Linked DNA regions of Mus musculus: all the other regions are linked to region 3. A link is a loop called in an ENCODE intact Hi-C map of the cell type or tissue named here. Cell type or tissue: left cerebral cortex. All regions are shown on one strand.

Region 1 (2,500 bases), 470 kb before region 3:
TCTGTCTGCCTTTGTCACTTCTGTTAACTTAGCTGAGATTTTAGTAGTCTGTGTCTTCTGTTTATGGGAGAGCAAGGCTCCCTAATGATTTCTAATGAACTATGTGATCACAAAGTGCAAGTCACATCCCTTACAGCACAAAACACCGGTGACACAAGTTGTACATGTGACATCACAGGCTCCTCACAATGTTGGGGGAAATTTGCTATTCAGAGTGACTTGGCACTATTCTATGCCAAGAGAGTCAGGAAGGGGGACAGAGCCTTAGAGCAATACAATCAAACAGTTTTTTGCAACTGCAGATCGCCTGTTTGCTTAATGTGAGGAAATGAATCATTCATGCTGTGTTAACTTGATTCTTTTTCACTGTTTGTAAAGCATCAGCCTTGATAATACACTAAGTTGTTTGGCACAGACATTTCTTAGTCATAAAAGTAAAGTTAAATGTCCTGATGACATAATCAACAATAAAAAAAAATAACCCTGTAATTCCTAGCACATTATATAGTGTCTGCTCAGCCCAAGGTATAATTTATCAAAGTGAATTTTGAAGATTCCCCTCATCTCAGATAAATGCCTTTTCTAGAAAAACATAAATATTTATAAACAAAAGTTGGAATTTAAAGAAAACTTTTTTTATGCCTTAGGGTCTGTATTTGTTCAACTAAGTCACATGACACACATCTGTAATTAGTTCAAGCAGTCAAGAGGATCCAGGAAAGTGATGAGATGAATAGGTGGATTTTCCCTTAATTGTTTCCATCTCCTTACCGTATTACGAGCAGTTCCACCCAGACTCGAACAAAAGCCAGCAAAGGACCAAAGACCTCCAGAATGTATGTGTAATGACCACCAGATTTCTTTATGCTTGTACCTAATTCTGCATAGGACAGGGCTCCTATGAAAGGTGATAATAAAAAGACACAAAATTGACATAGCATTGAGTAGTCTTGTGATAGAATACACACATCATTGTCTGGGTTGCATGCTCTGTGCCTAGAATGACCTTCATGGGAACAGTTGTCATCTTCTAACTGAGACCCACCAAGTTCCTCTTTTAACTTCCTCACACTTGAGACCTGCCTCCTACTAATAAAACAGAAAAGCCAAAGACTGGAAAGATAGCTCAGCAGTTAAGAGCACGGGCCTCTCATCCAGAAGACCCAAACTCAATTCCCAGCATCCACCTGGGGACTCACAACCATCTGTGTCTCCAGTTCCAGGGGATCCAAGGTCCTCCCCTGGCCTCCTTGAGCACCAGGCATGTGCAGAAGCAAAACACCCACACACATAAAAACCAAGAAAATGAACTGAAAAAAAAATGTAAGGAAAGGAATTGTGTTTGAAATGGTACCTACAAACATGATACAGAATGTGTGGTCAGAAACCAGAGGATAAAGGAAAAGTAAAGGCAGATGTCAATGATGCTGACCTATTATTTGAGTAACACCACCACCTCATACTAAGACAAAGTATTCCCTCAAACTGGACTCACTATGGTATTTTAATAATTCTGTGGCATATCAAAATATAGATGATCCGTTCTTTGGGAAAGAAGAGAGTACATGCCGTGTGAGATTTCAGCTAATTGATACAATATGCTTTGTCAGCAAAACGAATCTTGACTCAGTTGTACTGTTCCTAGAAATGGTTATCCTGGATGATGCTTTTGAGATGTACACCCAGACGGTTAAAAGAATGACTGTTGTAAAATAGAAATTCCATTATGTACAGTCATTTATGTAATGAAAATAAATTATAAACTAAGATGTGAGTGTTTAAAAAAAAATAACACTCGTATAAGATTGGGAAAGTTATATTTAAATTCCCCAGGCCCTAAGTTTCGCACCCTTTGAAGTGAAAACATGAATTTTTCATCTCATAAAAGCATTCTGGATGTAACGGTGGGAAAGTGGCACACAGATAGGATTGACTGACACAGCTAACACACCACATGATGTTACTTTACTTACCAACTGCTTCATAGTTAGGAAGGACATAAAAAATAAATCTTAATTTCATCCAAAAGTCAATTAATCAATCAACCAAACAATCAAACACCTGTGTCTACATGGCTTAGCGCTCAAACATTTATGCCCAAGCACCTAAAGGGGCTCCATGTGTGGAAAGTAATTGCTCATCAGTAGTGCCTCCTATAGATGCTCAAAATAACTAGGATTTGAAAAATTTGCCAGGGTCACCTGGAGGATATTTTTTAAGAGTGAACAAATGAGAAAAGACACGAAGACCACACCCTAGACTCATCTTCGGAGACCAGACTCCATCCAAAAGAACAATCCAAGAAGTTGTATTGCTTTCCAATGCTCCAGGTGCTAAAGTGGTGGCGTCACGGACAGCTACTTAAGTACTTCATTAACTTAGACCTAAAGACAATTAGCAAACTTCTTTTGGAAATAATGGTCACCATGTTGGTAGATTGTCCAGAAAAGCAACCTATATAACCTTGTTATTGGAAAGACTCTTAAAGACCTTGAAATTT
Region 2 (2,500 bases), 830 kb before region 3:
CCATTGATTCTCTGATTTGTCAATAAAAGCTGATCAGCCAGTGGCTGAGCAGAGGAAAGAATAGGGTTGGACTTCTGATACCAGCCAGGGGAGGAGAGGGAGAGGAAGAAGAGAGGATTCATCACTAGGAAAGGGTCCAGAAGCCACCAAGGGAACACACCTGAAGCAGAGAGAGCCAGATCAATACTAAAATAACTAAAATGCACGTATCCTGGAGATTTTAGCTGGAGGTAGCCAGGCTATTTTAGAGGATTGAAATAGACTAATACTGCTCAGCTGCTGTGATGTAAAGCTTGACTAAATAAACGTTTTGGTCTCTGTCTCATTTGTTTCAGAGCTAGCCAGGATAGAGAAAAAATTACCACTTTTAAAATTGCACTAACAATGTTTAAGTTTCTTGTCTCTATATAGTGAAAATGCTACTCTGTCCAATTCATTGTTCAGTGAGGTCATGTTGAAAAATTTTGACAAGCCCAGAGTGTAATACCCCCATTTAAAAAAAGAAAAAGACTTAATCCCCAAATGCTACAAATCAAAGCTAGTCTTCCATTTACCTAGAGCTAAAATAGTAATGAGTAAAATTCTGTAAATATAGGCTAAACGTAAAAATGTAGGCTAAATAATAAACCACATTGCATTTGTGACTTTCACATTTTTAACACCACAGGTAACTAAGAAAGTGAACTCCCAGAAATGTAATAGCCTCTAACTTAGCAAAACTGGCCAATGACTGAAGGTTTAACACATGGTATTCATTGGAACATAATCATTGCACATATAAGAACTTCATAGAGACTATATCTCTTATATATGATATGTGCTTGGTCATGCCCATATTCTCCTTTTCTACAGCTTTCCCCCTTTCTCCATCTCAAGTCTCCCTCCTTCCCTTAGCCTCTCTTTACTTCCATGCTGTGTGGTTGCATGTGATTGTGTGTTGTATATATGTTGTGTGTGTGTGTGTATGTGTGTGTGTTATGTGTGTCTAGCCTAAAATCTACTTGAGGGAAAGATGCCATTTGTGTCTGTGAGTCTTCCATGCATTCATTTCAACAAATATAATAATATATCCAATTGCATTCATTTTTCATAAAATGTCATAATTTTATAATTTTTTTGTTGCTTAATATAAAACCCCATTGTGTATATATACCAGATTTTTCCTTAATTGTTCATTTGTCATTGTTTTTTAGGAGGGTATATCTCTTTTGAAAATACCTAATAATTTCGTTATTGCTAAAATAAGAAAATACAGTTCAACCGAATGTTAAATTACAGTTGGAAGTTCATCTTTCAAATATTTTTTAACAAAGTACTGACCCTAGCGACTGGTGAAGCAAAAACCTATAACAGGAGAAGAGGATGAACAAGTGAAGCAGCGCCTCCTAGTGGTTATAATTGGGGAAACTGCGTGCACAAATTACAGATTGAGGACCTTGACACCTGGGAAGCCCGTTTGCAGAACCTGGCTTAGACCTCAGGCATATGGGGGAAGAAAGTTAGAAACAAAGGACTGAGTGCACAGACTTCCTCCTTCAAGGCTGCCAGGCAGGGAGCATGTTTGTCTGCATTGTATCTGAGAAAATTCTCCTCCCTCTTCGCTTTATCAAAAATCATGTGTGCATTTATATGTCTAGGTCTTTAGTTTGATTGCATTGACCAACACATGTGTTTTTGTGCCAATACCATGTGGTTTTTATCACTCTAGCTTTGCAGTCCAACATGAAATGGGAGATGGTAAAACCTCCAGCAGTTATTTTATTATTCCGAATTGTTTTAGCTACCCTGTGTTTTTTGTTTCTCCTTATACAGCCAAAAAGTTCCCTTTTAAGATCTGTGAAGAATCGTTGGAGTCTAGGTGAGGATTGCATTGAATCTGTAAATTGTTTTTTGGTAGAATAGCCATTTTTCTATGTTAATCATACCAATCTATGAGCATGGGACATCCATCTTGGAGGCTCTTCAATTTCTCTTTTTCAATGACTTGATGGTTTTACCTTACAAGTCTTTCACTTGTTTGAACAGAAATACCCCAAGGTATTTTATATTATTTTAGGCTATTGTGAAAAGCGTTGTTTCCCTGTTTTGTTTTTTCTCAGACTGTTTGTCATTTGTATATAGGAGGGCTATTGATTTTTGTGAGTTATTTTTGTGTCCAGCTACTTTGCTGAAAGTGTTTATCACCTATGAAAATTATTCAATGCATTTAAGGTCATGTATAATATCACCTGCAAATAACGATACTTTGATTTCTTCTTTTCTAATTTGTATCCCCTTGCTCTACTTCATTTGTTCTGTCTAGCTAAATCTTCAAGTATCATATGCAATTGATAGGAAGAGTGGAAACCATTGTTTTATTCTTATTGTAATGGACTTCCTTTGACTTTCCATTTAAGTTGGTGTTAGCTATAGGCTTGCTGTAAACTGTCTTTATTATGTTGATCAATTCCCTATGTATTTCTAATCTCTCCAGTACATGTATCATGAAAGTAGTGCTATA
Region 3 (2,500 bases):
AGACTGCCAGCATGATTACATAATTGAACTGTCTCACCTTGCCCAGTCAAGTGAGATTCCAAGGAGGGTAATTAATCTTCCCGCTGCCTGTTAGTCCCTGCCCTGCTCAAAGTCAAGTTTCCCAACAAGAAGAGAAGAAAAGGGGAGGAGGAAGGAGCCAGGTAGTAACACCGAGGGGAAACTTTAATCTGGTCTTTGTGAACTCCCAACACAAAGGCAGAATTAACACTGTAATTGTATGCAAACATCAGAGAAACAAAAATGACTCCCCCCACCCCCACCCCCGCAAGAAACTCTGCCTCATGTCACCATGACCCTGCAAACTCAGAAAGAAAACAGTGTTGGAGACTAGAAAGAAAGGCAAGTGAACACCTCCAGCCTCGTGTGGTCTCACGTTAGTCATTAGCCAAAAGCAAATCCCAAGTGGGTGAAGGGCATGGTGATCGGTCACGGCGTGAGGGTTGAAATGGGGCTCGTTCACTGGACAAATATTTACTATGCACCTTCAACACCAGGCACTCACTCACTGTCCGGGAGCATAGGGAAGCCGCCCCTGAGCTGGTGGAGCTTGAGTTTCTCAGCTCAAAGGCTGGATTTGGTCTCAGTGTGACTTAGGGGTCCATTTCAAAGATGCAACTACTCCCCACAGAGCGATGGTTTGACTCCTCTGAAAGTGTCTCCATGGCTACAATCCCTAGAGAAGGGCCAGAACCATGGAAATTAAGAACCTAGTTTTGTACAAAAAGGAAAGGAGTAAGTAACTTTCTAGCCAAACTCCATGGAACTCCACAAAATCACGGGCCACACCGAGGGGCAGCCCACAGAAGGTCTGGGCTCTGCCTTGGAGGAAGCAATGTGGGAGACCTGGTATTTGACAACAACGCAAGAACGGTAAGCTGAGAAAGGCAAGGCAAACAAAAGTGGAAGGTATAATATATATACATATAATCATAATAATCTCACTGCATACCCACCACCACCCCTAAGCATGTATTTATGAACTGACGTGATATGGCCCAGAAAGTCTTAATACTACAATATTAAATCCCGTCCACGGGAGAAGCGAAGACGGCACATTATAACAAAGACAGTTGGGCTCTGCGTTGTTGGTTTTCTGGTGCTTGCTAATGTTCTGGTTTTTAGCTTTGCTCACGTAGATGTTATGTTCCTTTAAAGGGCTCCCTTCCTGCCAGACCGTTTTTTCAACCAAAGTGCAATGCTGCCCCCTCGTGGCTGAATGCCGTGAGCGCGCACGCAGAAACCCAGCCTTCGCAAAGCCGACTCTACCCGGATTTCATTTTGCCATTTTTCCCCGTCTTCCAAAGTGCAACTATTTCATCTTTAAAGATTCACCGCTCGGGGGTATTTTCTGGCTTACACGCTAATCAACACGTTATTTTCTTCTATAACAGGAACCGTGCTCTGGTTACTTAACGAGGGGGAGTTGTGGGTATGTGGCGGCTTTCTCCACTTTGTGCTTTATGAATTAAGTGATCTCCCCAGAGAAGCTCAGAAATCAGGCCTATTCCATGTAACCTTTAGAATCCTGACTGGGATTCTCACTGGGGAGGCGTTCCCAGAGAGCGCCAGCTCAAGGAGATCAATGCCTGACAGACCATCCCACTCCCAGACAAATGTATTTGATTTCAGTTCAACCTTCGATTCTCATACTGAAACCAAAAGCTCTGAAAATAGCAATGCAGGTGAAACACTGAGCTGGGGAAAGGCTCCTTCCCGGGTTGAGCGAAAGAAAACAACACTCCCAGCTTAAAGAACGGCAGCCTGCATGGAAACACTGTGTGGGGCAGGTGGAGAGCTAACAGGGCAGCTCGCTTCGCCACGATCTGGGTCCAGCCACCGACCCGTCCCTGTATTAACAACCTGAGAATATGTGGAAATGCAAAGACGAGGGTCATCCAGAGCTACTGAATGCTAAAATCTGCCTCTAGGTCTTAGAAGTCTGCACTTTGACCAAGGTCCCCCAATGGTTTATAGCACCCAGAACTTTGAAAACCACTGAGTAATATTTAATAAGAGTCTTAACCTCCATTAAGAAGATACTGTTATTCTGAGATTTTTCAAATATCACAAAGCTGCAGAATAACCAGAGTGGGGTGGGGAGGGAGGGAGAGGAGGAGGGGAGAGGGAGAGGGAGAGGGGAAGAGAGAGAGAGAGAGAGAGAGAGAGAGAGAGAGAGAGAGAGAGAGAGAGAGAGAGAGAGAGAGAGAGAGAGAGAGATTACTTTCCTTTGATTTCTATCAAATTAAAAAGATGTTGCCTGACAACCCAAGAGTCCAACCAGTAAACACCGATAACCATCAACAAAAGTCATGATCACCACTTGGCCATGGCTGATGAGAGTTATCAATGGGATCAGCAACCTCAATGATAATACTTTTGAAAGTCCCTAAGTACAAAATATAAACCAGCTCATTCTGTGGTAACATTCGCTGGATCTGAGGGTAGGAGAGCCTACAGATACCTGCAGAGCATTTTTTTT

The links. A loop is a pair of places that touch in the nucleus more often than their neighbours do. Peaks named below come from ENCODE experiments on the same cell type or tissue, not always from the same donor. Only the 100,000 strongest peaks of a DNase experiment are listed, where the experiment ranks them.
Region 1: it touches region 3 in a loop (2.4-fold over the local background); 2 of 42 quality-filtered maps call a loop at or near these places.
Region 2: a loop joins it to region 3, with 2.7 times the contacts of the local background. A loop is called at or near these places in 3 of 42 quality-filtered maps.

What each region holds. Positions count from the first base shown.
Region 1 is chr3:50,438,018-50,440,517 of GRCm38, forward strand. Slc7a11 (solute carrier family 7 (cationic amino acid transporter, y+ system), member 11) reads right to left here. Exons shown (of 12, transcript NM_011990.2): 2 at 772-898. Among named protein-coding and RNA genes, the nearest start is that of Slc7a11, 4.3 kb to the right of the region's middle. In left cerebral cortex, no CTCF peak of the experiment used is centred here; DNase peaks (open chromatin) are centred at 234 and 984; H3K27ac peaks cover 694 bases.
Region 2 is chr3:50,075,775-50,078,274 of GRCm38, forward strand. No RefSeq gene overlaps it. Among named protein-coding and RNA genes, the nearest start is that of Gm40042, 51 kb to the left of the region's middle. In left cerebral cortex, a CTCF peak has its summit at 1,383 (motif pointing left); a DNase peak (open chromatin) is centred at 1,401.
Region 3 is chr3:50,904,934-50,907,433 of GRCm38, forward strand. No RefSeq gene overlaps it. Among named protein-coding and RNA genes, the nearest start is that of Gm37548, 17 kb to the left of the region's middle. In left cerebral cortex, a CTCF peak has its summit at 1,234 (motif pointing left); DNase peaks (open chromatin) are centred at 583 and 1,224; H3K4me3 peaks cover 1,000 bases; H3K27ac peaks cover 1,223 bases.